Regions from separate parts of the Homo sapiens genome. Here region 1 is linked to region 2. A link is a loop called in an ENCODE intact Hi-C map of the cell type or tissue named here. Cell type or tissue: endothelial cell of umbilical vein. All regions are shown on one strand. Links, peaks and the distances in the headings refer to the core of each region. The heading gives the core; the rest is flanking DNA.

Evidence for each region. Hi-C counts contacts between places; a loop is a spot of excess contacts. Peaks named below come from ENCODE experiments on the same cell type or tissue, not always from the same donor. Only the 100,000 strongest peaks of a DNase experiment are listed, where the experiment ranks them.
Region 1: a loop joins it to region 2, with 5 times the contacts of the local background. A loop is called at or near these places in 9 of 110 quality-filtered maps.

The regions. Positions count from the first base shown.
Region 1 is chr6:35,362,875-35,374,149 of GRCh38, forward strand. All of the region lies in intron 2 of PPARD (peroxisome proliferator activated receptor delta), which reads left to right. Among named protein-coding and RNA genes, the nearest start is that of PPARD, 26 kb to the left of the region's middle. RefSeq lists enhancers at 7,486-7,735, 7,766-7,845, 8,185-8,444. In endothelial cell of umbilical vein, for the core only: no CTCF peak of the experiment used is centred there; a DNase peak (open chromatin) is centred at 7,707; H3K27ac peaks cover 1,903 bases.
Region 2 is chr6:35,418,188-35,434,499 of GRCh38, forward strand. It overlaps PPARD (peroxisome proliferator activated receptor delta), which reads left to right. Exons shown (of 8, transcript NM_006238.5): 4 at 1,940-2,094; 5 at 3,633-3,771; 6 at 5,759-5,961; 7 at 6,142-6,592; 8 at 7,645-9,991. The coding sequence ends at 7,892. Among named protein-coding and RNA genes, the nearest start is that of FANCE, 26 kb to the right of the region's middle. In endothelial cell of umbilical vein, for the core only: no CTCF peak of the experiment used is centred there; DNase peaks (open chromatin) are centred at 7,274, 8,164, 9,964 and 10,544; H3K27ac peaks cover 4,918 bases.

The DNA of each region.
Region 1 (11,275 bases), core at 3,276-11,275, 56 kb before region 2:
CTTTTTCTGCCTGATCTGCTTCCCTCACCTGGCAGTGCCCAGCCCCAGTAGTTTGACACATCTGGTATATCTGGCTACTGTGCTCTACTGACACCTGTGTGGCAGCAGCTGCACAGCTTCTTGGCATCTCCCTGGGCAGTAGGCAGGGATCCGAGCATAGAGGAAGATGTTCCATGCATCAGTAACTCAGATTCCGTTCCAGAAACGCATCTCAAAGCAAGGGAGAAAATTGAAGATGGGGTATTTTGTGGGGAACAAGCTATGCCTTCCTGTCACTTCTTACAGAATAAAATGGGGTCTCTGGCAGTAGGCAAGGAGAAGGCCTTTCTGAGCACTGAGGGTCAGTGGCTTCTCAGGTCTTTTCTGGGCCACTTTGGCCTGCACACAGGTTGGGCTAGGAATTCATGCTTAAAAGCAGGCTGATTTCCATAGGCTGTGCGTTCCTGTGGGCCTGCCTGGATCATATCTGTTCTGCTGTGATCCCAGGCCTGGTGAGACCCACTGGCTTCCTGTACGTCCCCTCAAAGCCTGCGCCACCGCCTCTCCCTTCACCACTCCCAAGCTATAATTAAGTTCCCATGTGAAACTGTATCCCTCAGCTGACACACGCTTGTAACTACAGCCCTGGCCATTGGACGGCTCATCTGGGGTGACTTCTGGGGCTGGTGCCTCAGCCTCCAGACGCTCTCCAGTAGGTCTGAGTAGGTGGTGTGGACCCACCAGGAAAGGGTGGATCCAGTGAGGCGGGGGCCAGGCCTTGCCCAAGAGTCAGAAAGTGGGAAGTCACGGGGGAGATGAAGGGCGAGTGAGCAGCTAGAAAGTGCCAGGGGACACAAAAATGGGGGAGACAGGCAGCCTTTTGGGGCTGGAGGGCATGGACAGGGTGACTGATGCCTGAGCCACAGGCAGAATGTGAGCAGTTTATTTTATTTTATATTCTACATATTTTTATAGCATAAAATTAAGATATAGTTCACATAACCAAATTCACCACTTTAAAGTGTGTACTTTGATGGTTTTTGTATATTAACTGTGTTTTATATATTATATTAAATTAATATATTTATATATTATATTAACGGTTTTATATATTATTTTAGCTGTGTTGTTTATATATTATATTAACTGTGTTCTATTAACCACTAATTCCAGGACACTTCTATCACCTAAAAAACCCTTTACCTGTCAGCAGTTACTCCATCCCTTGGCTGCTAATCTACTTCCCTTCTCTATGGCTTTCCCTATCCTGGACATTTCATATGAATGGAATTATATAATATGTAGCCTTTTGTGTCTGAACAATTTCACTTAGCATGTTTTCGAGGTTCATCCATGTTGTAGCATATAATAGTACTGTATTCCTTTTTGTGGCTGAGTATTCCATTGTGTGTATATATTCCATTTTATTTATTGGTAAATTGGTGGACATTTGGGTTGTTTCCATTTTTTGACTGCTGTGAACATTCATGTACAAGCTTTTGTGTGGACATATGCTTTAGGTTCTCTTGGGAATATACTTAGTGAAATTGCTGGGTCATATAGTATTCCATGTTTAACTTTTTTTTTTTTTTTTTTTTGAGACGGCATCTTGCTCTGTTGCCCAGGCTGGAGTGCAGTGGCACGATCTTGGCTCACTGCAACCTGAACCTCCCTGGTTCAAGCAATTTCCCTGCCTCAGCCACCTGAGTAGCTGGGATTACAGGTGCATGCCACCACGCCTGGCTAATTTTTTTTTTGTATTTTTAGTAGAGACGAGGTTTCACCGTGTTGGCCAGACTGGTCTCAAACTCCTGACCTCAGGCAATCTCCCCGCCTTGGCCTCCCAAGTGTTACTCTTTGTTTTTTGTTTGTTTTTTTTTTTGAGACGGGGTCTCACTCTGTCTGGAGTGCAGTGGCGCGATTTCGCCTCACTGCAACCTCCACCTCCTGGGTTCAAGTGATTCTTCTGCCTCAGCCTCCCGAGTAGCTGGGACTACAGGCGCATGCCACCATGCCCAGCTAATTTTTTGTATTTTTAGTAGAGACGGGGTTTCACTGTGTTAGCCAGGATGGTCTCGATCTCCTGACCTTGTGATCCACCCGCCTCGGCCTCCCAAAGTGGTGGGATTACAGGCGTGAGCCACCGCGCCCGGCCCCAAGTGTTACTCGTTAGGCAGATACCTGATACCTGTCTGCTATACTCACTGGTCTGCACCTTGCTTCACTTATTATATCTTGGCCATCTTTGCATACCAGACATGTAGAGCTTCCTTATTCTTTTTTTTTTTTTTTTTTTTGAGATGGAGTCTCGCTCTGTCACCCAGGCTGGAGTGCAGTGGCGCGATCTCAGCTCACTGCAAGCTCCACCTCCTGGTTCACACCATTCTCCTGCCTCAGCCTCCCGAGTAGCTGGGAATACAGGTGCTTGCCACCACACCCAGCTAATTTTTGTGTGTGTGTGTATTTTTAGTAGAGACAGGGTTTCACCGTGTTAGCCAGGAAGGTCTCGATCTCCTGACCTCATGATCCGCCCGCCTCGGCCTCCCAAAGTCCTGGGATTACAGGTGTGAGCCACCACGCCCAGCCCCTCATTCTTTTTTTTTTAACAGTTGGCTCATCCATTGTATGGATGTGCCAGTCTCTTCTTTTTTTTTTTTAGACAGATTTTTGCTCTGTCACCCAGGCTGGAGTGCAGTGGCATGATCTCGGCTTACTGCAACCTCTGCCTCCTGGGTCAAGCGATTCTCCCGCCTCAGCCTCCTGAGTAGCTGGGATTACAGGCATGTGCCATCATGCCCAGCTGATTTTTGTATTTTTAGTAGAGACAGGGTTTCACTTTGTTGGCCAGGCTGGTCCTGAACTCCTGATCTCAAATGATTTGCTCATCTCGGCCTCCCAAAGTGCTAGGATTACAGGCGTGAGTCACCATGCACGGCCTGGATGTGCCATTCTCTTATTCATTGATGAATGTGCAGGTGACTTCTAGTCTTTTTTGGCAATGAATAACCTTGTCATTTTACACACAGATAAACAGATTGACAATGCTTCTGTGTGATAGGTGCAGTAATGGAGATAGACACTGGGGAACTAGGGAAGGCTTCCAGAGGATAGTTAAGAAAGGCTCAGGGTGAGTGAGCGCTGGTATCTGAGTGGGCCTTGCAGGCCTGGCAGAATTTCAGCAGGCTGAGATGTTGTAGGAAGGGCAAATATGACTGAAGAAAAGAACAACAGCTCAGGTGTGACAGGGGAAATGAAGAGTATTAGTTATCTATTCCTGCATAACAAATTACCCCAAAACTTAGTAGCTTAAAACACTATCTCGCAGTTTCTATGGGTTAGGAGAGATTTACACAAATATGTGAATACCAGAAGGTGAGGATTGTTGCCAGCCATTTTAGAAGGCTGACTCTAATAGCAAGTTGCAGTAAGGATAGGATTGGCCAAGGCAACAGATGGAGCCATGATTGTGGACAATCTTACATACTTAGCTGAGAGGTTGTCAGAGATTGATCTGAGAACAGTGTGAGCCATGGAAGGTCTTTGAGCAGGAGAATAATGTGATAGTTGCTATACAGGACAATTAATCTGATAGCATTTATGCTAGAGGGGTCAAAATGGAGAGAGATACACAGGCAGAGGCCTAGATTAGGAGATGGCTATAGTAGTACAGGTGAGAAATTCCTGGCCTGTAGTACTAAATACTTTTTTTTTTTTTTAAGACAATCTCACTCTGTCACCCAGGCTGGAGTGCAGTGGCATGATCTCGGCTCACTGCAACCTCTGCCTCCCGGGTTCAAGCAATTCTAGTGCCTCAGCCTCCTTAGTGGCTGTGACTACAGGCGTGTACCACCATGCCTGGCTAATTTTTCTATTTTTAGTAGAAATGGGGTTTCACGGTGTTGGCCAGGCTGGTCTTGAACTCCTGGCCTCAAGTAATCCACCCACTTTGGCCTCCCAAAGTGCTGGGATTATGGGCGTGAGCCGCTGCATCCGGCCTCTGTATTAAATACTTTAGCTGCATATTCTTTCTTCGAAATGACCACAAAAAGAAGGTATTACTGATTAATATGCATATGGTCTTGCGTATGGCCAGACTTATGACTTGCGTATGGTCATAAAGGTAGTAAGTTGCAGAGCAGCACTCAGACCTGCCTGGCTTTGATGACCGTGCCTTGATGGCACTGGAAGTGGAAAGGTGGGGGTGACTGGGGAGGTGAGGTTTTGTCCGTTCCCTGGATGCTAAAAGGAAATGGAGGAGTGTAAGAGGTTGATTCTTTGAACCTGGATGGCTGGGGCAAAGATAACACTGTAACAGGAAGAAGAGAGGCCGGAGGGAACACTGATGTGATGGGAGAAGGTGAGTGATTTGGGAACATGGGGCATTTGTTGGCAGGGTCCTTCCCAATTATAGGGCGAGTATAAATAGTTCCTGTGCTTTGTGTATGAAGAGGTACCCTTGGCCCAAAAAGACTCTAAATGTGGAAAAAGGATATGGTGGTGTGGTGGTGGTTTGAACATTGGGTTTGCGCAGATAGTGATGGTAACTGGCACTGGCCTGCGCTTCAGACTTTCACAGCCCGTTCACTTCTGTTGAAACTCACACAACCCTATTCAGGTTATCATCATTCCCTATCTGATTGATGAGGAAACTAAGGCTCAGAAAAATCCATTTGCTCAAGGAGAAACAGTGTTTCAGTTACCTACTGCTGTGTAACAAATCACCTGTGAAACTCAGTAGTTTAAAACAACCACCATTTATCCTTTCTCTTGATTGTGTGAATTGGGTCCAGATGCTTGGTTCTGCCCCACATGATGTCGGCCAAGCTTGCCCATTTGTCTGTGTTTAGCTGCACTGTAATGTCCAAGGCAGCTTCTCTTTGCATGGCCTCTAATCCTTCAAGAGTCTATCCTGAACTTCTTGCAGCATGGCATCTGGGGGCCAAGACAGTGGAAGCCAGTCGTGTTGAGGCCTGGGCTCACGTCCCAGAACATCACCTCAATCATGTTCTATTGGTCAGAGCTGTCACTGGGCCAGCCCAGATTCCAGGTTGGGAACTAGACGCCACCTCTTGATGGAAAGAGTGGCAAAAGGTTTGTAGCCATATTTAATCCACAGACAGCCGGTAGTGGATACCTGGATTTGAACCCAGATCTGTGTGACTCAGACTCACAGTCTGTCATGCCATACTGCATCCCTTTCTGCTTCTGGTTCCTTGGGAGTTGCAAAGCTTGCTGGCTCTTTTGTGTGGTTGGAGAGGGCTGATTTTTCTTGTGGTCTCCCACAGTGGAAGTTGTACTAGTCATCCCCCTTTTCACAGATGAGCATCCAAGATCACTGTGTCTTAGGGAACCTTCCAAAATAGGTTTGCTCTAGGGATTTGCTAGCTTCCCCCAAGCTTCAGCAGTGATAGCCAGACATGCATGGAATTTCCCTGTGGAGTTTCCCTTTCTGCGCTTAGTGGCCTTTTGATGCACAGTGCTCACTGGGTGGGATTCCTGCTGCATTGTAGCCAGATGTGGAGGCTAGCCCTATTTTGAGTTATCCCAGATGGTATCCAGCCCAGTGAGTCCCATACTTGACTCAACTGGCATATTCACCAGGGAGTTTTGGGGAAAATGTAGATTCCTGGGCCTTCCTCATGCCTATTGAATTAGAATTCCCAGGGATGGCGTCCAGGAACCTGCCTTTAAAGCTCCCCATTGATTTGGGAGTACAGCCTGGTTGGGAAACCAATGACTTCCAGAGGCTGGCACCCTCCCTCAGCCCAGTCATTTCAGAAAGATGCCTTTGAAGTCACTGATCAGAGGAGGCCACATGGGAGAGAATGATTTGTCCAGAGGGCCTCACACTTCACAACCAGGAAGTGACTCCTGAAAGTGTCCAGGAAGTTTCTATTTGAATCTGCTCAAATCTTTGATGTTGTTTTGCATGCTTTGATAGTATCTGAGCTTTATGGTGGCCTCTGGGTGTTTTTCTTTGAAAGTGTTTGCAGAGAGTAGCAAGCTCTTCCAGCAGTCAGCAGACACTCCCTAACCAGGAGCTACTTGGTCTGATTTATTTGAAATATGAAATTCCTTTGCTTGGCTGTCTGGTTGGTATCTTTGGTGTGAAGAATATGACAACCCTAGAGATACCTAGGTTAGCACAGCAGTTGGACCTTTCTAGTCTTGTGCCTTGGACATACTTAAGGTACACTTGGAAAAGTAGATTTTAAAACCCTGGATAATTTGGTTTGCCAGTTAAATAAACTTCTATATTTTAGAATATTTGGAAAATAAAGATAAATATAAGGAAGACCATAAAATTACCTAGAACTTTCCTCTCAGAGAATTTCCACGGTTAATGTTTTGAATGGCTATTCATCCTTCCCCTCATGACCCTTCACACCCCCTCTTTTTGAAAACCATATTGAAGTCATATTGAATGTTACTTTTTAGCAGTTTTGTTGAGATGTAAGTCATAAAGTCCACCTGTTGACAGTGTGCAATTTGATGGTTTTTAGTATTTACAGAGTTGTACAACCATCACCACAATCTAGTTTTAGAACATTTTCTTAGTCCCAAAAAGACATCTTATAATCCATTAGCGTGCATTCCCGCCTCGATGCCCCATCCCGCCCTTACTCCAGCCCAAGACTACCACTCATCTGCTTTCTCTACGTACAGATTTACCTGTTCTGGACATTTCATATAAATGGGATCATACAATATGTGATCTTTTGTGATTGGCTTCTGTCACTGGACATAATCATGGTACTGTTTTGAAACCTGCTTTAAACATTTATATCCTAGCAATTTGAATATAGTTTTCAAGAATGCACTTTTAATAGCAGAGCGGTATTCATTCTTATGAGAATATCTAATCTTATTTAATCAGTCCTGCCAACAGACGTTTAGGTTATTTCTCATCTTTTGCTCTTATAGCCAGTGCTCTCTGCACTCAGAAATTATTTTGTTGATTTATTGGTTAATTGTCCGAATCTGTGACTAGAACAAAAGCTCTTTGAGAACAGTCACCTTCTCTGTCTCCCCTACTACTTGGCATAGTTCCTGGCACTTGGTAGGTATTCAGTTTTTAAAGGATGTGTATGTGTGTATATGTGCAAATTTTGAATGAATCAAAATGTAAGGATATTAATAAATGTTGCCATATTGCCAAATTCTAGAAAGTTGTACTAATTTACCCTCTCACTGCAGTATAAGGGTACCTGACTCCCTGTTCCTTTGAATCTGGGTTAATTTGTACAGGAAGTCCTGTGATCTTTTGAATGATGATATTCTCTGACCTGTCAACCAGTTAGTTTGGGAATTGATGCTGTCTGTGTCCTGACCCTGTCTGTGGGCCAGGAAGGGTCTGGCTGTTGGGAAAGATGGTGGTGTGTGGGAGCTCTAGCTGCCCGGGTCCTCATTGTGGCTCCGTGGTATTGTATCGTTTCCTGTTGCCCTTAGAAAGGCTGCATCGTGTTGTCTGGCCACTTCCTCTATTGTGTGCAGGCATGTTGGGGAGTGAGTAGAGTTGGGTGGATAAAGTATGTGTAAGAAGATACTGGTTATGGCTGCTGATTGGAGTGCCTTTTGAAGTCGTCAGGAGAGATGTCACTCTGGAAGTTCAGTGTCTTCAAAAATAGAAATGAAGAAATGCTTCCAGGAAGTCTGATGCAACTGGCCCAGTCTGCCCCCATCTGAGGGTGGTGGGCACCCACATGGCTGGTAAACGCTTCATGAGTCACCCACTGGCCACAGTCCCTGCTCCTCTCCACACACTTCCTGTCTGGAAAAGCCTGCTACCCGCCCATGGTGAAGAGTCACCCCAGAGAACTTGCCAGGGATGCAGGGCAGGTCTTCCCAGGTCACAGCAGCAGCCTCTCGCTCATGGGTTTCACAGCAGTTCTTCTCCCCAAGATGAGTTGTGGTAACTGCTTTTTAGATAAATATGTGGAATGGATGGTTGGGATTGGAAAAAAAAAGAGCGGCTAGATGGCAAGGCAGCTCTTGTGTGTAGCAGGGAGCTCACACGAGCCCCATGGTGGGGCAGTTAAGGCCCCAGAATTCACCTTCTCCAGCAGCTGGCTGCTCATTCTTTTCTTCTTCTCGTGGTTTTCCCATCACATTTCCCTTGGGGTTTCTTCCAGGCCTTCCCCTACTCACCCCACACCCTCTCAGAAGATGCTGCCTCATGTAACTTGGCCAAGCTCTCAAGCATTACAGATGCCTTTACCTTCTTTTCTTTGCATCTTAGAAATCACTCACATGTTGGTCTCTCTCACATAATTGCTTTTTATTATTACTTCAGCGGTTGCCAAGTGCCTACTCTATGCCTAGTACCTTGTTAGACTCGGGAATGATGCAGAAGAAAGAGACTGGACCCTGCCCCCTAGGAGGGTAAATGTCTGTTCTCCCATGGCCTCTGTTTCCCTTCCTCTCTGACTGCGCCTTTGCTGCCCTGGTTCCTCTTCCTCTTTCCGCTGCCTGAGTGTCAACATTCTTCAGGCTTCTGCCCTCTCTCCTCTCCCTCCACGCGCTTGTCCCTTCCTGTGGCTGTGACCATCTGCTCTTATAGCTACCAAATACTAAAGTTCTTTTCTCCTGAAAACCAGGTCCCTGTGTCCACCTGCCTGCTGGAGTGTGCAGCCTTAAAAGCAGAGTCCATCTTTGTCTCTGCTCTTTGCATATCCCCTTTCTGTTAATAATCCGTCATTCTCTCAGTTTCCCGGAGCCTTACTGACAGCTTTAAACCTCATTCCTCTGCCATGCACAGGTCGTTCCTCCCGTTCTTTTGAGTGTTTCTCCCCACTGATTTTCCTGCCTGTAGTGAGTTGGATGGTTGCCCCTCCAAAAGATATGTCCAAGTCCTAACCCCTAGAACCTGTGAACATGACCACCTTGTTTGGAAAAAAACTCATTGCAGAGATTCTTTCCTATGCTGCAGACGTACATGAACCTGTGCTCATTGACCTCCTCTCTGGGCCTGGCCTTGTTGGTCTCTGGCTTGAAATAGTGACTGTACTTCTAGTCCACACAGTGATTACATATTTATTACTCTGTTTGAGCTCCCCTAGTCCAAAGGCAAAGTTCACTGCCTGCCCTTTCCACTAACTCCTAGGTCAGACTTGCTAGGTTGTGTGCACAGCAGCTACAAGTGTGGTTTCTAAGGTGGGTCTGGGTTTGAATCCTGGTTCTGTCATTTATTAGCCAAGGGCCTTTGACAGATTGTAACCTTTCTGGGCTTCAGTTTCCTCTTCTGGAAAATGGAGCTAATGGATTGTTGTGAGAATTAGATTGCATAGTGTCTAGCACTGTGCCTGACACTCTGAGCTTTATTTTTATTTATTTTTATTTTTTGAGACGGAGTCTCGCTCTGTTGCCTAGGCTGGAGTGGAGTGGCATGATCTCGGTTCACTGCAACCTCCACCTCCCAGGTTCAAGCCATTCTCCTGCTTCAGCCTCCCGAGTAGCTGGGTTTACAGGCTCCCGCCACCATGCCCGGCAAGTTTTTGTATTTTTTAGTAGAGACGGGGTTTCACCATGTTGGCCAGGTTAGTCTTGAACTCCTGACCTCAGGTGATCTGCCCACCTTGGCTTCCCAAAGTGCTGGGATTACAGGTGTGAGCCACCACGTCCAGCCCACTCTGAGCTTTATAACCAGAGAGATGCTGTGGCTAGCCAAATCGCTCAACCTATACTTGGAGGATCCCAAGCTTGGATGAGTGTAAGAGCTGTGACTTAAATCCAGCCTACTTGTATGTCATTCTGCCACAGTTGTCTTTGTCTCTCCACAGTTTGTCCTGGAGCTGGGCATGGTGAGGGCTAAGACAATGGATTACAGAGCTACAGGTCTAGGAGGGCATGTGGAATTATGCCTATATGAGATAGATGACAAAGTGGGTAAGAGCATGTGCTCTGGAGTTAGACCTGGGTTCAGATTCAGGCTCTATGACCCTATCTCAGTGACCTTGGGAAACTTTTCTTTGCATCTCTGGGTCTCAGTTTTCTCATCTGTAAATTGGGAATAACAATGGTTCATACCTGTCTTAGTCTGTGCTGCTATAACAAAATTCCTGAGATGGGTAATTTATAAACAAAAGAAACTGATTTCTCACAGTTCTGGAGGCTGGGAAGTTCAAGATCAAGGCATTGGCAGACTTGATGTCTGGTGAAGGCTGCTGTCCACTTCCAAGATGGCACCTTGTTGCTGTGTCCTCCAGAGGGGATGAATGCTGTGTCCTTACATGGCAGAAGGGTGAAAGTGGCCCAGCTAGTTCCCTGGAGCCCTTTTATAAGAGCACTAATCCGTTCCTGAGGGCAGAGCCTTCATGACCTAAACACCTCCAAAGGCCACACCTCTTAATACCGTTGTATTGGGGATTAAGTTTCAACATGAATTTTGGAGGGTTCACAACATTCAAACCATAGCAATGTCTTATAGAGTAATCGGGATGATTAAATGAAAGAATGCCCATAAAACATTGAACACATGCCTGACTCTTTGTAAACAATAATTATTAGGTATCGCTATTATAGAGACCAGCTTCTGCTGTGGAGAGTGTTAAGTGCCTTGATGCCACAAGCCACTGGACACGCAGCTGCATGGATCAATGTACCCCTGTAATTATGTAACAAGGGGACATGGAGAAAAAAACATTTCCAATGTTGCCTCCTCTGTAACATGATTGTACCCCTAAACTGCACAGAGGAGCTTTCTGTTCTTTGAACTCCATAGCTGTTGGTACGTCTCTTGTGGGGTTTGCCATAGTCTGTCTTATACTATGACTGTTCTTCACTCTACGGTACATTTCTTTCTTTCTTTGTTTCTTTCTTTCTTTTTTTTTTTTGAGACAAAGTCTCCTTGTGTCATCCAGGCTGGAGTGCAGTGGTGCAATCTCAGCTCACAGCAGCCCTGACCTCCCCAACTCAAGCAATCCTCACACCTCAGCTTCCCAAGATGCTGGGACTGCTGGCATGTGCCACCACACCTGGCTAATTTTTTTTGTATTTTTTGTAGAAATGGGATTTCACCATGTTGCTCAGGCTGGTCTTGAACTTCTGGGCTCAAGCAGTCCACCCATCTCAGCCTACCAAAGTACTGGGATTGCAGTGTGAGCCACCACGCCTGGCCTACTGTATGTTTCTTGAGGTCAAGATTGGGCACTGGGTAACTGATTACTTGAATTGAACCTTGGGATTCAGCCAGTGAAAGTGGTCCACCTGGCAGTAGTGAACCTCTGGCTCCTGACCTCTGCTGCTGGTGAATCTGTTTCTCCTATGGCTGCACAGACACAGGGTTTCCTGCCTCCAA
Region 2 (16,312 bases), core at 3,655-11,654:
GAGCATATGCTCACGGACTGCACAGATTCAAGGAGGAAGTGCCAGAAACCCTGCCTGCCCCAGCATCTGCACAGGCATCCACAAAGGGTTTCTGTCATGTTATCTCTTTTTCTTCCAACATCCGGTGCTGTGAGTTTTATTGTCCCTGTTATAAATGCCTCCAGGAGTGGCAGGTCCTGCCCAGCCCCATCAGCCAGTTGGTGCTGCAGTCAGGACACCCAGGCAGCCTGAGGACTGCCAGATGTGCAGAGAGCTATCGCGTGCCTGCTGCGTGCCCAGCACCTCACACAGCTCTCAGTGTCTGACCACGCTGGTGCCCTGGTGGACAAAGTTCCTGCCCTTGTGGCCCTTTTGTCTAGTGGGTGGCTTCCAACAATGAACACACACAGGATATGTCAGGCGGTGACAAAGGCTACTGAGAAGACCAAAGCGGCTTCACCCTCCCAGAGCACAGCTTTTCCCTCCCAGGCCCGAGAGATGTAGGGAGCCCACTGTCCCAGTCTGGGTCAAGAGGAACAGTTACAACACCTTGGAATGACTGAAGTTGGGAGCTAAGGTGCCAGGACAAGACAGGCCATTTTAGGAACCAGAGACTTGTGTTACCCCTAAACCTCACCAGCCAGGAGGGGAGCAGCCCACTGGGTCCTCTCTGCCACAGTTGGGTGCTTCTTGTGCTCCCCCTCCTGTGGTCAGGATAGGGGAAGCAGGCTTTCCTGCTGCCACTCCTAGGACCCAAGGGGAAGCTGGGGGAGTGGGGAGACCATGTGGGAAGGATGGAGTGCACTTTGATTGGTAGCAGGTGGATAGGTACTCCCATGGTGGGGAAATCAAAGTTGCTTGGCCTGTGTAGTAGACAGGTATTACCACAGGCCTGGAAAACATTAGCCTGGGTTTATCTCTGTGGCTTCGGTCCCCCAACATCCCCTTCTACTCAAAATGGCTGATTCTCTGGTTTGGAGGTTTGGCACCTGCTTTTGGGGAGGTTGCTCAGTCATTAGAGAAGAGTGCAGAGGTTGGACGGTCATCATGGCAGAGGTAGGACAGCTGGTATGTGGGGCCATGAAACCAGCTTTGGGCTAGGAGTCAGGAAGCTGAGACTCAGTTCAGGTCCCCTTTCCAAGATGAAGAGATCATTTCCGAGTGTCCAAAGGGCACTGGGAAGAGAATCCTAGCAGTTCTTATGAAATCATCTGACAGCAGATATATCCTGAAGTCATAGCCTTAGCAAACTGCCTTTCTCGCCAACACACTCAACACCCCGTGGTTCAAACATCTATACGTCTGATAGAAAAACTTGGAGAAATTCAGTGTGTTGCTTAATCAATATGACTGATACCTAAGCTGTTCTACTCAAGAAGTTTTCATGGGAATGAACTTGAGCTTCTTGAAGAGATTGTTTACAGCATCCCTGGAGTCTATGCAAGAATAGAACTTCCTGTGGGGGATGGTGGGGAGGCTAGCTCTGCAGAGGTCTACAGTCCTGCAGTTTCTGCAAAACACGTTGCACACATCTCCATATGGGCCACACGGTGGCAACCTCTGAACCAGGAGAGCTGCTTCCTAAGGGCTAAGACCCTCTGTCTGCTTTCTCTCTCTTGCTTTCCTCCCAAAACACAGCCATCCTCCTCCCCACTGCTACCCCATGGTGAGTTCAGCCCAGGAAGCCTCTGACCCAGCCCTGATGGTAATAGCTGCTGTGTACTGGACATCTTCTGTATGTTAGGCTCTGGGAGAAATGCTGTGGAGACTTTTTGCCCATCCTCCCAGAGAAGCTGTCAGTACCCCCTGTTCTAGGTGAAGAAACTGGTCCTCAGAAAGGTTGACTCCCTGAGGCCACACAGCTGTTAAGTGGCTGAGGCGAGGGCTGTGGGGCTGTTCCCACGCCCTGGCTTCCAGGCCTGGCAGCATGTGGAGCTGCCCCTCCATCGTGTGTCCGCAGACCTCTCCCGGAGCTCCTCGCCACCCTCACTGCTGGACCAACTGCAGATGGGCTGTGACGGGGCCTCATGCGGCAGCCTCAACATGGAGTGCCGGGTGTGCGGGGACAAGGCATCGGGCTTCCACTACGGTGTTCATGCATGTGAGGGGTGCAAGGTACGGACTGGGGGGAGCGGTGGCTGGCCACTGAGGCTGTGGTCACATGGTGAATTGACCCTCCACAAAGCTTTCCTTGCCTTGGGGTGGGGCCCTGACTGTACCTATTGCAGAATTCCTGCCCAGGAGGCAGCCAGGCCCTTGTGCTCCAGACCTCAGCTCTGGGCACTGCAGGAGAAGAGGGGGTTCCCTTGTCAAGCCTACCCTGCTGGGCACCTGTGTTGACCCAGCTCTGTGGGTGATTGTGTCCCCCTGGGGACCAGGCAGCTAGGGCAGAATGAGGGTCTTGGGCTGAGCCATCGTCTTACCTGAGGTCTGGGTTTCTTGTTTCTCAAGGCTCAAAGCGGGCTCTGAGAAAAAAGGACAGACATTTGTTTTTCCAGTGATATTTGTGGGTCCTTCCTAACTTCACACCCATCAAAATCTCACAGATTATTTTATTGAATCACCACCTCACAAATACACAGAACCAGATACATTTATGAAGAAATCAAGTTAGCCGTGAGACAATCTTATGTTACCAAACTAACAAAGAAGCTTTTTTTTTTTTTTTTTTTTTTTTTGAGATGGAATCTCGATCTGTCGCCCAGGCTGGAGTGCAGTGGCGTGATCTCAGTTAACTGCAACCTCCACCTCCCGGGTTCAGGAGATTCTCCTGCCTGAGCCTCCAGAGTAGCTGGGATTACAGGTACATGCCACCATGCCTGGCTAATTTTTGTATTTTTAGTAGAGATGGGGTTTCACCACATTGGCCAGGCTGGTCTCGAACTCCTGACCTCAGGTGATCCACCTGCCTTGGCCTCCCAAAGTGCTAGGATTACAGGTGTGAACCACTGTGCCTGACCCAATTTTTGTAGTTTTAATAGGGACGGGGTTTCACCATGTTGGCTAGGCTGGTCTTGAACTCCTGACCTCAGGTGATCCACCCACCTCGGCCTCCCAAAGTGCTGGGATTACAGGCGTGAGCCACTGTGTCCAGCCCCAACAAAGAAGCTTTAGGACTTCTTTAGACATTTAAAATAGTTGTGTTTTTTTTTTGTTTTGTTTTGTTTTATTTTGTTTTGTTTTGTTTTGAGATGGAGTTTCACTCTTGTTGTCCAGGCTGGAGTGTAATGGCGCGATCTTGGCTGACTGCAACCTCCACCTCCCGGGTTCAAGCGATTCCCCTGCCTCAGCCTCCTGAGTAGCTGGGATTACAGGGGTGTGCCACTACACCCAGCTAATTTTTCTGTATTTTTAGTAGAGACGGGGTTTCACCATGTTGGCCAGGCTGGTCTCAAACTCCTGACCTCAGGTGATCCGCCCACCTCGGCCTCTCAAAGTGCTGGGATTACAGGCGTGAGCCACTGTGCCTGAACTAAAATAGTTTTAATTAAAGTTTTAGAATTACTTTCCTTCTCCATCTCCCCTCCAAAAAAATTTCTTCTCGTTACTTCCAAATGTCAGGAGTGTTTACACCTTATACATAATCGGGCCCTTTGGCACAGCCTCCCTCCCACCTCCTGGTGGCCTTTCCTCACCTGTTCTTGGTGCTTCAGGGCTTCTTCCGTCGTACGATCCGCATGAAGCTGGAGTACGAGAAGTGTGAGCGCAGCTGCAAGATTCAGAAGAAGAACCGCAACAAGTGCCAGTACTGCCGCTTCCAGAAGTGCCTGGCACTGGGCATGTCACACAACGGTGAGAGCTGACCAGGGCAACTCACGGGCTGCTGGCTCCACACAGCCTGAAACCAAGGTCCAGGGAGCCCTTGGGGCAGCCTAGAGGGGGCACCTGTAGAGCAGTGCCTGGCGCACAGTAAGCACCATGGCTGTTGGCTGTTGGCTTTGCTGATCTGGACCTTGGATCTTAGAGCCTAAGACCTGCCACTTCCTCAGACTGCCAGCATCTACCATGGGTCCCAGGCGTGGGGTAGTGTTTACCTCCCTATACCTGAGGTTTACGCATTCTGGCCCAGAAGGGAACTGATAATTGATACCAGCTTGAACAATTTGGGGAACACCAGTCCCAGAAACTCAAGCCTGTCTCAGATGACCTGACACAGCATGAAAGCTACTGCCAAGGCCAGGTGGCCCTTCTTGGTTATAGAAGGCAGGCAGTAACCAGTAAGTAACCACATTTGTCAACTGCCAGGAGCCAGGCAGAAGTTTCTTGGAGGTCACCCACTCCCAGGAGACAGAGCCTTCTCTGCCCTGTGCTCCAGGCCTCCTGCAGAGCCTTGTCTTCGGACCCCAGGGTAGGATATTGCAAAGCCCACCTGTCCCCTCAGTACCTCTCTGAGTAAGACCCCTAGAGGACAGGGGAGAGCCTCTTGTGATCTCTACAGGCAGGTTAGCTGCTTGGCCAGCTTTTACCCAGGGATGCCCTAACTGCCTTGCATCTTAGAGGGTAGCAGTACCTGAGCCCTCCATTTGCGGCTCTCCTGGGTAATGGGGTCTGGCAGGTCTGGGTTTGACTCCTTTCTTAGGAAATCTCGGAACTGACTGAATCCCTCTCCTTACGCTAACTCCAGGAGAAGTCGAATTCGTATCCTACTCAATTACTAATGACAACAATTTTTGAGTGCTTACTATGTGAGGATTCTTATTTAATTGATCTAATAACTCAGTAAGTTTTAAAAAGTATTAGCCTCATTTTTCTGATTAAAAAAGAAAAGTGGCCAGGTGCAGTGGCTCACACCTGTAATCCCATCACTTTGGGAGGCCAAGGTAGGAGGATTGCTTGAGTCCAGGAGTTTAAGACCAGCCTGAGCAACATAGTGAGACCTCATCTCTACAAAAAAAAAAAAAAAAAAAAAAAAAATTTAGCCAGGCTTGGTGGCGTGCACCTGTAGTCCCAGCTACTCAGAAGGCTGAGGCGGGAGGATCACTTTAGCCCAGGAGGTCAAGGCTGCAGTGAGCCATGATTGTGCCACTGTACTCCAGCCTGGATGAGAGTGAGACCCTGTCTCAAAACAAAAAAAGAAAAAGGCTGGGCATGGTGGCACATGCCTATAATCCTAGCACTTTGGGAGGCCAAGGCGAGTGGATCACCTGAGGTCAGCAGTTCAAGACCAGCCTGGCCAAGATGGTGAAACTCTGTCTCTACTAAAAAAAAAATACAAAAATTAGCCAGGCATGGTGGTGGGCGCCTATAATCCCAGCTACTCGGGAGGCTGAGACAGAGAATTGCTTGAACCCGGGAGGCAGAGGTTGCAGTGAGCCGAGATCGTGCCACTGCACTCCAGCCTGGGAGACAGAGCGAGACTCTGTCTCAAAAAAAAAAAAAGAAAAGAAAAAGAAAAGTGAAGGAGTCTGCCCCAAGTCACAAAGCTAGTAAACTGCTGAGCTGGAACTCAAGCCCAGGCCTTTGTCACCAAAGTCTGTCTTACCCCAGCTAGCGTAGCTCAGTCACTCAGTAAGTTAGAGTCCTTGTGTGCTGGGCACTGTGAACAAAACAGACAAAATCACTGCTCTTGCAAAGATACACCAAAAAAAAAAAAAAATCACATCTTGTGGAGCTTGCGATCTGGAGGGGCCACCCCATCATTCCTACCTTGCTGACTCTAGAGCTTCTGGGGGCCTTAGGCTCCAAAAGGATTTGGCCCATGCACCTGTAAAGGGATGGGGATGTCAGAGGTGCTGGGGCCTGCCTGGGCTCCTTGCTGACTGCCCCCTTCCCTGTGCAGCTATCCGTTTTGGTCGGATGCCGGAGGCTGAGAAGAGGAAGCTGGTGGCAGGGCTGACTGCAAACGAGGGGAGCCAGTACAACCCACAGGTGGCCGACCTGAAGGCCTTCTCCAAGCACATCTACAATGCCTACCTGAAAAACTTCAACATGACCAAAAAGAAGGCCCGCAGCATCCTCACCGGCAAAGCCAGCCACACGGCGGTGAGTGTTGCTGCTGCTTGGCCTGGCAGCATCCTGGGCTCTGGGTCCCACTGCCGCCTGCCTGACTCCGGGAGAGCCAGGCCTTCTCCCTCCCTCAACTTCATGGTGCAGGCAAGGGACATGGGGAGCACAGGGTGGGGGTCTCCCGAGGCCTGATCTCTAACGGGGCCTGGTTTTCAGCCCTTTGTGATCCACGACATCGAGACATTGTGGCAGGCAGAGAAGGGGCTGGTGTGGAAGCAGTTGGTGAATGGCCTGCCTCCCTACAAGGAGATCAGCGTGCACGTCTTCTACCGCTGCCAGTGCACCACAGTGGAGACCGTGCGGGAGCTCACTGAGTTCGCCAAGAGCATCCCCAGCTTCAGCAGCCTCTTCCTCAACGACCAGGTTACCCTTCTCAAGTATGGCGTGCACGAGGCCATCTTCGCCATGCTGGCCTCTATCGTCAACAAGGACGGGCTGCTGGTAGCCAACGGCAGTGGCTTTGTCACCCGTGAGTTCCTGCGCAGCCTCCGCAAACCCTTCAGTGATATCATTGAGCCTAAGTTTGAATTTGCTGTCAAGTTCAACGCCCTGGAACTTGATGACAGTGACCTGGCCCTATTCATTGCGGCCATCATTCTGTGTGGAGGTGAGTGAGAGTGGGGCAGGTGGGCTGGCCTGGCACACCCAGTCGTCCTGGGGGTTGGCCCTCACTGCAGGGCACTGTGCCTGAGCTCTGACAGTGTGGGGAAGTGTCCCTGTGATCTTGGCAGTGGAACATGCAAGGCACTGACTGAGCATGCAGGATCAGCTCCATCTCATTATGTACGTAGATAGAGGTGGAGACAGGAAAAAGACTAAGCCAGACGTGGTGGCTCACACCTGTAATCCCAGCACTTTGGCAGGCCGAGGCGGGTGGATCACTTGAGGTCAGGAGTTCGAAACCAGCCTGGCCAACATGGTGAAACCCCGTCTCTACTAAAAATACAAAAAATTAGCCAGATGTGGTGGCACGCGCCTGTAATCCCAGCTACTTGGGAGGCTGAGCCAGGAGAATCGCTTGAACCCGAGAGGTGGAGGTTGCAGTGAGCCAAAATCCCACCACTGCACTCCAGCCTGGGTGACAGAGTGAGACCCTGTCTCAAAAAAAAGGAAAAGGACTAACAGGCAGTATGCTGTCATGTTAATGTGGGGTGGAAAAATTGTCTGCATTTTTTCTGCATTTTTAAAATTCCAACACAATAAATACAATAATAACTATGCTAACTAACAGTGGTCTAGAGCTTACTTCATGCCAGGCACTGTTCTTTTCATCGATGATGACTCACTTGATCCTCACAACAACCCTGTGCAGGAAGAATGTTTTGTGTCTCCATTTTACACATCAGAGAGGCTGAATGACCTGCCTATAGCCTCACAGGCAGACACAGGATTTGAATTAAGCATTGAGTCTCTTAACCACAATACTACGTTGCCTAATCGGGGGGGAGGTGGGGACAAATTGGCAAAAAACAAAAGAAGTGGATTAAGACCAGGGGTAGGGAGATTAGAACACCCAGTGGAGCATTGCTGATGGGACAGGGCTTGGTCTGTCACGGCCAAGGAGGCCTGCCGTCCCCTGGGCCAAGTCACCTCTTGGGGTGGAAGTAGGGGAGCTCCACTGCCTTTCTGAGCTCCCTGGCGTGCCCTGTGTCCCCACAGACCGGCCAGGCCTCATGAACGTTCCACGGGTGGAGGCTATCCAGGACACCATCCTGCGTGCCCTCGAATTCCACCTGCAGGCCAACCACCCTGATGCCCAGTACCTCTTCCCCAAGCTGCTGCAGAAGATGGCTGACCTGCGGCAACTGGTCACCGAGCACGCCCAGATGATGCAGCGGATCAAGAAGACCGAAACCGAGACCTCGCTGCACCCTCTGCTCCAGGAGATCTACAAGGACATGTACTAACGGCGGCACCCAGGCCTCCCTGCAGACTCCAATGGGGCCAGCACTGGAGGGGCCCACCCACATGACTTTTCCATTGACCAGCCCTTGAGCACCCGGCCTGGAGCAGCAGAGTCCCACGATCGCCCTCAGACACATGACACCCACGGCCTCTGGCTCCCTGTGCCCTCTCTCCCGCTTCCTCCAGCCAGCTCTCTTCCTGTCTTTGTTGTCTCCCTCTTTCTCAGTTCCTCTTTCTTTTCTAATTCCTGTTGCTCTGTTTCTTCCTTTCTGTAGGTTTCTCTCTTCCCTTCTCCCTTGCCCTCCCTTTCTCTCTCCACCCCCCACGTCTGTCCTCCTTTCTTATTCTGTGAGATGTTTTGTATTATTTCACCAGCAGCATAGAACAGGACCTCTGCTTTTGCACACCTTTTCCCCAGGAGCAGAAGAGAGTGGGGCCTGCCCTCTGCCCCATCATTGCACCTGCAGGCTTAGGTCCTCACTTCTGTCTCCTGTCTTCAGAGCAAAAGACTTGAGCCATCCAAAGAAACACTAAGCTCTCTGGGCCTGGGTTCCAGGGAAGGCTAAGCATGGCCTGGACTGACTGCAGCCCCCTATAGTCATGGGGTCCCTGCTGCAAAGGACAGTGGGCAGGAGGCCCCAGGCTGAGAGCCAGATGCCTCCCCAAGACTGTCATTGCCCCTCCGATGCTGAGGCCACCCACTGACCCAACTGATCCTGCTCCAGCAGCACACCTCAGCCCCACTGACACCCAGTGTCCTTCCATCTTCACACTGGTTTGCCAGGCCAATGTTGCTGATGGCCCCCTGCACTGGCCGCTGGACGGCACTCTCCCAGCTTGGAAGTAGGCAGGGTTCCCTCCAGGTGGGCCCCCACCTCACTGAAGAGGAGCAAGTCTCAAGAGAAGGAGGGGGGATTGGTGGTTGGAGGAAGCAGCACACCCAATTCTGCCCCTAGGACTCGGGGTCTGAGTCCTGGGGTCAGGCCAGGGAGAGCTCGGGGCAGGCCTTCCGCCAGCACTCCCACTGCCCCCCTGCCCAGTAGCAGCCGCCCACATTGTGTCAGCATCCAGGGCCAGGGCCTGGCCTCACATCCCCCTGCTCCTTTCTCTAGCTGGCTCCACGGGAGTTCAGGCCCCACTCCCCCTGAAGCTGCCCCTCCAGCACACACACATAAGCACTGAAATCACTTTACCTGCAGGCTCCATGCACCTCCCTTCCCTCCCTGAGGCAGGTGAGAACCCAGAGAGAGGGGCCTGCAGGTGAGCAGGCAGGGCTGGGCCAGGTCTCCGGGGAGGCAGGGGTCCTGCAGGTCCTGGTGGGTCAGCCCAGCACCTGCTCCCAGTGGGAGCTTCCCGGGATAAACTGAGCCTGTTCATTCTGATGTCCATTTGTCCCAATAGCTCTACTGCCCTCCCCTTCCCCTTTACTCAGCCCAGCTGGCCACCTAGAAGTCTCCCTGCACAGCCTCTAGTGTCCGGGGACCTTGTGGGACCAGTCCCACACCGCTGGTCCCTGCCCTCCCCTGCTCCCAGGTTGAGGTGCGCTCACCTCAGAGCAGGGCCAAAGCACAGCTGGGCATGCCATGTCTGAGCGGCGCAGAGCCCTCCAGGCCTGCAGGGGCAAGGGGCTGGCTGGAGTCTCAGAGCACAGAGGTAGGAGAACTGGGGTTCAAGCCCAGGCTTCCTGGGTCCTGCCTGGTCCTCCCTCCCAAGGAGCCATTCTGTGTGTGACTCTGGGTGGAAGTGCCCAGCCCCTGCCCCTACGGGCGCTGCAGCCTCCCTTCCATGCCCCAGGATCACTCTCTGCTGGCAGGATTCTTCCCGCTCCCCACCTACCCAGCTGATGGGGGTTGGGGTGCTTCCTTTCAGGCCAAGGCTATGAAGGGACAGCTGCTGGGACCCACCTCCCCCTCCCCGGCCACATGCCGCGTCCCTGCCCCGACCCGGGTCTGGTGCTGAGGATACAGCTCTTCTCAGTGTCTGAACAATCTCCAAAATTGAAATGTATATTTTTGCTAGGAGCCCCAGCTTCCTGTGTTTTTAATATAAATAGTGTACACAGACTGACGAAACTTTAAATAAATGGGAATTAAATATTTAAGAGCTGACTGGAAGCTGACTCAGTTACTTGCATGTTTTTCCTGGGGCTTACAGGGCTCCACGCCTCCTCCACATCCAGTACTGGAGGGCAAAGGAGGCTTTGGGCTCCAAAACCCTCCCCTGCCTCCACCTCGCTTTGCTCACCGCTTGTCAGTCAGGTGGACGACTATGCCATTTCCGCCCTGCAGAGAGAATTTGGGGTGTGAGGGGACAAAGGACTTGTGGTGCCCTGGCCTCACCTGGTGGAGCACTTGGGGTCTGGGGAAGGGGAAGGCCCCTGGAGGAGGCGGATGCAGGACTCAATAGATCAAAGCCAGTTTTTCATCACCACAAGAGATCACGGCTTTCCTCTCCTTTGCTGCCACCCAGCTCTCTCCTGTCTTTCCTGAGTGCCATCTCCCCAGCGGTCCAGTCGAGCCCAGCCCCCGGCAGCCATGGGTTTGTTTGCAGTGTGAGGCCAGGTCAGGGTGTGTAACAGAGTATGTGTTTAGTCAGGAAAAAACTACAGCTAAATATTTCCAAATGGGGAATGTACTGCAGGGAGTTGTTACAAAAGTATTGGAAGTACTGAAAGATCAATAGGGGGAAATAGGAGTCATCCAGAGATGACTAACTGCAGGAAGCCATTCTCACCTCCAGGGCTGAATGGGAAAATGGTATTCAGGGCCCACCGTTGCTACAACACACACTGACACTGCGGCGACCCAGGAGCCTGAAGTCACCAGTTGATTTGACTGTAGAACCAGACTGCTGGTGCCTGAGTTCACGCAGATGGTACATATGGGGCCACCAGAGTGCCCGAGGCCACCACCACTGCTGCCCCTGGAACCTCACTGCTTGAGTGCTGTAGCCCCATAACTCATAGCCTGGTCTCAGCTGCTTCTGCCAGAAGTGCTGTCAGAGTTTGGGGTTGGGGAAGCAAAGGATTCTTCCTTCTGCCTATCTTCCAGTCTGTTGCTTTTACCTCCCATTGGGGGAAAAAAATGCATGGTAGTCTAGGAAATGGAGTTTGTAGACTTCCAGCCCTTGCAGCATAGAGGAGCATGTGGAAGGGTGGGAACTGAACCAAGCGTCTGCAGGCAAACAACTAGCACAGCGTACAGGCACCAGCCCCAGTGTGAGGGATCCCAGAGGCCCACAGCTAAGGGATGGTCACTACAGCACTTGCCTCCTTGTTTTCTTTCTTTGCTGGTCATCTTGGCAGAGCAATCTGAATTGTCAGGTCCCATATGGTTCATCTCAGTCCAGAGAGTGACAGCCCCAGGGGAACAGGAGGAAAAGAGGAGAAGGAAGAAAAAAAGGGGTGCTTGGAACCAGGGCATCTCTGAAATTGGTAGCCTTTTTTATAATGGAATCCTCTGGTTTACTTGGTGTTATAAGTAAAATGTTTATTCAGAAACAGAATGCTTGTTCCTTGGAACTATAAGGAAAAATTAGCATTTAGACAAAAAGTTTTCTCAGCAAGGCAATTTTACTTTCTGCAGGAAGGGTGTTCCTCACAGATGGAACAATGGCGAGAGCACACACGAACAAAGGAGGGAAGCAATTTTTATCCTTTATGCAGCTTGTCCCTGCTACTGTGTCCTGTCTCCATTGGCTGAAGCCAGACCACACAATCTAAGCTAAACCTGACTGGCTAATAACTTAAAACTTTCCTAAATAGGTGAAGGCAAGGGAGAACAAAGGAAAAGAGGAAGTTGCTTGCAAAAGGACTTAGAAAAGTAATAACCAAATATCTGGTTAAAGTACAAGGACATAGAATGTACTAATTCCCTTATATCTAACAGCTACACAGGATAGGGCTTAACAAAGAGTTATTAGCACAAAACAAGGTGGCTTGAAGGAAGTTAGTCTTTAAAAGAAACTATTATTTCTAACACTTATGATTTATTTTTTAACAAGAAGGGAAACTTTGAAGAGGAACCTTTTTTACTTTCTACACTTGGTTTATTTTACTCACCTCCCTATTCTTTCCCACACTATCAAATGGGGAAAAAATAGTCAAAGACTGTGTGTGTCTCAGTTGTTAAAGGCCAGTCCTCTTCCCAGCACTGAAGAACCCAGTATACTAAATAACCAGTTCTCACTCAGTTCAGAGAGTCGAAGCTGTCTCAACCACTTTGCCTGGCTTCTGGTGCTGCAAAGAGCATCATATGACTCTGGCCCCCGTTGTTACTACCCTAATTGCTATTCCTTATTAAGCAGCTATTCATGCATTATACATACATCACCTCTAATCTTATAAGGTAAACATTATCACCTGTCATTTTACAGAGGAGGAAGCGCAATGAGAGATTAAGGGGTGTGCCTGTGGTCACAGCTAGGAAGAGGCATGGCCGGTATTCCATCCGCAGCCTTAGGATCTCTGCTTTTCAGCCAGGATCAAAACTTTGGGGAAAACAGTTGGTCACCTGGTCTCTTTTTAATAATGCTCAGGACAAATGAATCAAGCATTTAAACTAAAAAAAGAAGAAAGCAAACTTAGGAGACTTAGAAGATTCTCTTGGCAATAATTCTATAAACCTAAAAGTATTCTGAAATTAGAAGTTTATTAGAGAGATAGCCGGGCACGGTGGCTCACGCCTGTAATCCCAGCACTTTGGGAGGCCAAGGCGGGTGGATCATGAGGTCAGGGGATCGAGACCATCCTGGCTAACACGGTGAAACCCCATCTCCACTAAAAATACAAAAAATTAGCCAGGCATGGTGGTGGGCGCCTGTAATCCCAGCTATTCGGGAGGCTGAGGCAGGAGAATAGAGTGAACCCAGGAGGCGGAGCTTGCAGTGAGCCGAGATCGCACCACCGCACTCCAGCCTGGGCGACAGAGCGAGACTCCGTCTCAAAAAATAAAAATAAAATAAAAAATACATTAAAAAAAAAAAAAGAAATCAAGGTTGGGCGTGGTGGCTCACACCTGTAATCCCAGCACTTTGGGAGGGTGAGGCGGGTGGATCACCTGAGATCAGAAGTTTGAGGCCAGCCTGGCGAAACCCTGTCTCTACTAAAAACACAAAAAATTAGCCAGACGCAGTGGCACATGCCTGTGGTCCCAGCTGCTCCAGAGGCTGACACAGGAGAATCTCTTGAACCTGGGAGATGGAGGTTGCGGTAAGCTGAGATCGAGCCACTGCACTCCAGCGTGGGCGACAGAGCAAGACTTCGACTCAAAAAAAAAATCAAAACATAAGAAAGGAATAATTTGCTTTGTTTGTTTTTTTGTTTTGAGATGTAGTCTCGCTCTGTAGCCCAGGCTGGAGTGCAATGGCATGATCTCGGCTCACTACAAACTCTGCCTCCCAGGTTCAAGCAATTCTCCTGCCTCAGCCTCCCAAGTACCTGGGATTACAGGTGGCCGCCACCACGCCCGGCTAATTTTTGTATTTTTAGTAGAGATGGGGTTTCACCATGTTGGTCAGGCTGGTCTTGAACTCCTGACCTCAGGTTATCTGCCCGCCTCAGCCTCCCAAAGTGTTAGGGTTACAGGCGTGAGCCATTGCGCCCAGCCAATTTGCTTTTTTAAGAAAAAAAAAATTAAGAAATGCCTGGAACTTCTAAGAAAAAAAAAAAAACCTGAATGAGTTAAAAATTAGACACAGCTAGAGATTATTTTTTGCTCCTCAAGAAGGATCTGTAGAAATTTTCGGCCGGGCATGGTGGCTCACGTCTGTAATCCCAGCACTTTGAGAGGCCGAGGTGGGCGGTTCATGAGGTCAGGAGTTCGAGACCATCCTGGCCAACATGGTGAAACCCTGTTTCTACTAAAATACAAAAAATTAGGCAGGCGTGGTGGTGCACGCCTGTAGTCCCAGCCCCTTGGGAGGCTGAGGCAGGGGAATTGCTTGAACCCGGGAGGCGGAGGTTGCAGTGAGCCAAGGTCATGCCACTGTACTCCTGCCTGGTGACCGAGCAAGACTCCGTCTTAAAAAAAAAAAAAAAAAGAAAGAAAATTTCCAGAAAATAACACAGGGAAATCAAGATGTAGAAAATATGGAAAGAATATCAATAAAAATTCTCATACACTGCAGAAGGGAGAAGTTGTGCTGTACGATCAATTTGAAAAACAATTTGGCAAAATCTAGTCAAGTTGAAGGTGCACACACTCTGTTACCCTGCATTTTCCTATTAAAATGTGCCTGTGGATGCTACCGGGCACCACCCAGATCCCACCCCTCAGGACCCAGCTGCTGGGGGTATCGGCTGCTGAATTCAAAGCTGAGTTCCTCTCAGTGAATTGCCCTTACCAAAGGAAGCTGCCTCACCCAAGGATATGCACACGCCCTGCTCAGGGCAGCCTGTGTCCAACATGGGAGTACAAAGGCCAAGCCTTCTTGCCCGTTTTGGGACAACTGCAAAGACTGGCCCAGCTCCAGAGCTGAGGCTTCTCTTATAATTACATTGCAGCTTAACTTCAATGGTTAACTTAACTGGTTAGGGAGAATCCTCTGACCAATCCTGCTTCCTTCAGTTCCTTACAGGTGTTGTTCTAAAGAGCATTCCCCAGAAAGTGTTGTGCAAGTAAACTTCCAAATCTATTTCCTAGAGAAGCCATCCTGAGACAGTACCCTAGAGAGAAACCCATCAAATTACACCAAGACTTATATAAACGTTTACAGGAGCAATAGCAAACATTTGGAAACAATAAAAATGTTCATCAGGCTGGTGCAGTGGCTCATGCCTGTAATCTCAGCACTTTGGGAGGCCAAGGCAGGAGGATCACTTGGGGCCAGGAGTTCAAGACCAGCCTGGGCAACATAGTGAGACCCCCATCTCTCCAAAAAGTTTTGTTTTGTTTTGTTTTGTTTTGTTTTTGAGACGGAGTTTCACTCTTGTTTCCCAAGCTGGAGTGCAATGGCATGATCTCGGCTTACTGCAACCTCCATCTCCCAGGTTCAAGCAATTCTCCTGCCTTAGCCTCCCAAGTAGTTGATATAATCTCCCAAGAGATTATAGGCGTGCGCCACCACGCCTAGCTAATTTTTGGTATTTTTAGTAGAAACAGGTTTCACTATGTTAGCCAGGCTGGTCTCAAAATTCCTGACCTCAGGTGATACACCCACCTCAGCCTCCCAAAGTGCTGGGATTACAGGCATGAGCTACCATGCCCGGCCAAAACGTTTTTAAAAATTAGCCGGGCGTGGTGGTACATGCCTGTAGTCCCAGCTACTCGGGAGGCTGAGGGAGGAGGATCGCTTAAGCCCAGAAGTTTGAAGCTGCAGTGAGCTAAGATGGCACCACTGCGCTCCAGCCTGGGCATAGAGGGAGACACTGTTCCCCCAAAATATAAAGTATTAAAAACTTTTGCTACATACATTTAAAAATGTTCTGCCTGAAATAAAACACACCATAAGGAAGCAATTTTAAACCAACCATGTAAAAATGGCAAAACCTTTGGGCTAATTTCTTTATTATATAAAGAATAGTTATAGGCCGGGCATGGTGGCTCACGCCTGTAATCCCAGCACTTTGGGAGGCTGAGGCAGGTGGATCACCTGAGGCCAGCAGTTCGAGACCAGCCTGGACAACATGGTGAAACCCCACGTCTACTAAAAATACAAAAATTAGCTGGGCATGGTGGCGGGCACCTGTAATCCCAGCTACTCAGGAGGCTGAGGCAGGAGAATCACTTGAACCCGGGAGGCAGAGGTTGCAGTGAGGCAAAATCGTGCCATTGCACTGCAGCCTGGGTGACAAGATCAAGACTCCGTCTTAAAAAAAAAAAAAAAAAAAAAAAAAAGAACAGTTATAAATCAATGAGTAAAAGGTCAATCCAATTGAAAAATGAGCAAAGGATATGAACATAAAAGGAAATGCCTCTTAATATGAAAAGATGGCCGGGCGTGGTGGTTCACGCCTGTAATCCCAACACTTTGAGAGGCCAAGGCGGGCAAATCACCTGAGGTCAGGAGTTCGAGACCAGCCTGGCCAACATGGAGAAACCCCATCTCTACCAAAAATACAAAATTAGCCGGGCGTGGTGTTGAGCGCCTGTAATTCCAGCTACTCGGGAGGCTGAGGCAGGAGAATCGCTTGAACCTGGGAGAGACGGAGGTTGCAGTGAGCCGAGATCACGCCATTGCGCTCCAGGCTGGGTAACAAGGGCAAGACTCTGTCTCAAAAAAAAAAAAAAGAAAAATATGAAAAGATGCTTAACCTCATTCATAAGAGAAATGTAAATTAAAACTACAATGAGATACTGCTTTGTTTTTGTTTTTGTTTGAGACAGGGTTTTACTCTGTCACCCGGGCTGAGTGCAATGGCATGATCAGAGCTCACTGCAGACTGGACCTCTCAGGCTCAAGCGATCCTGCTGCCTCAGCCACC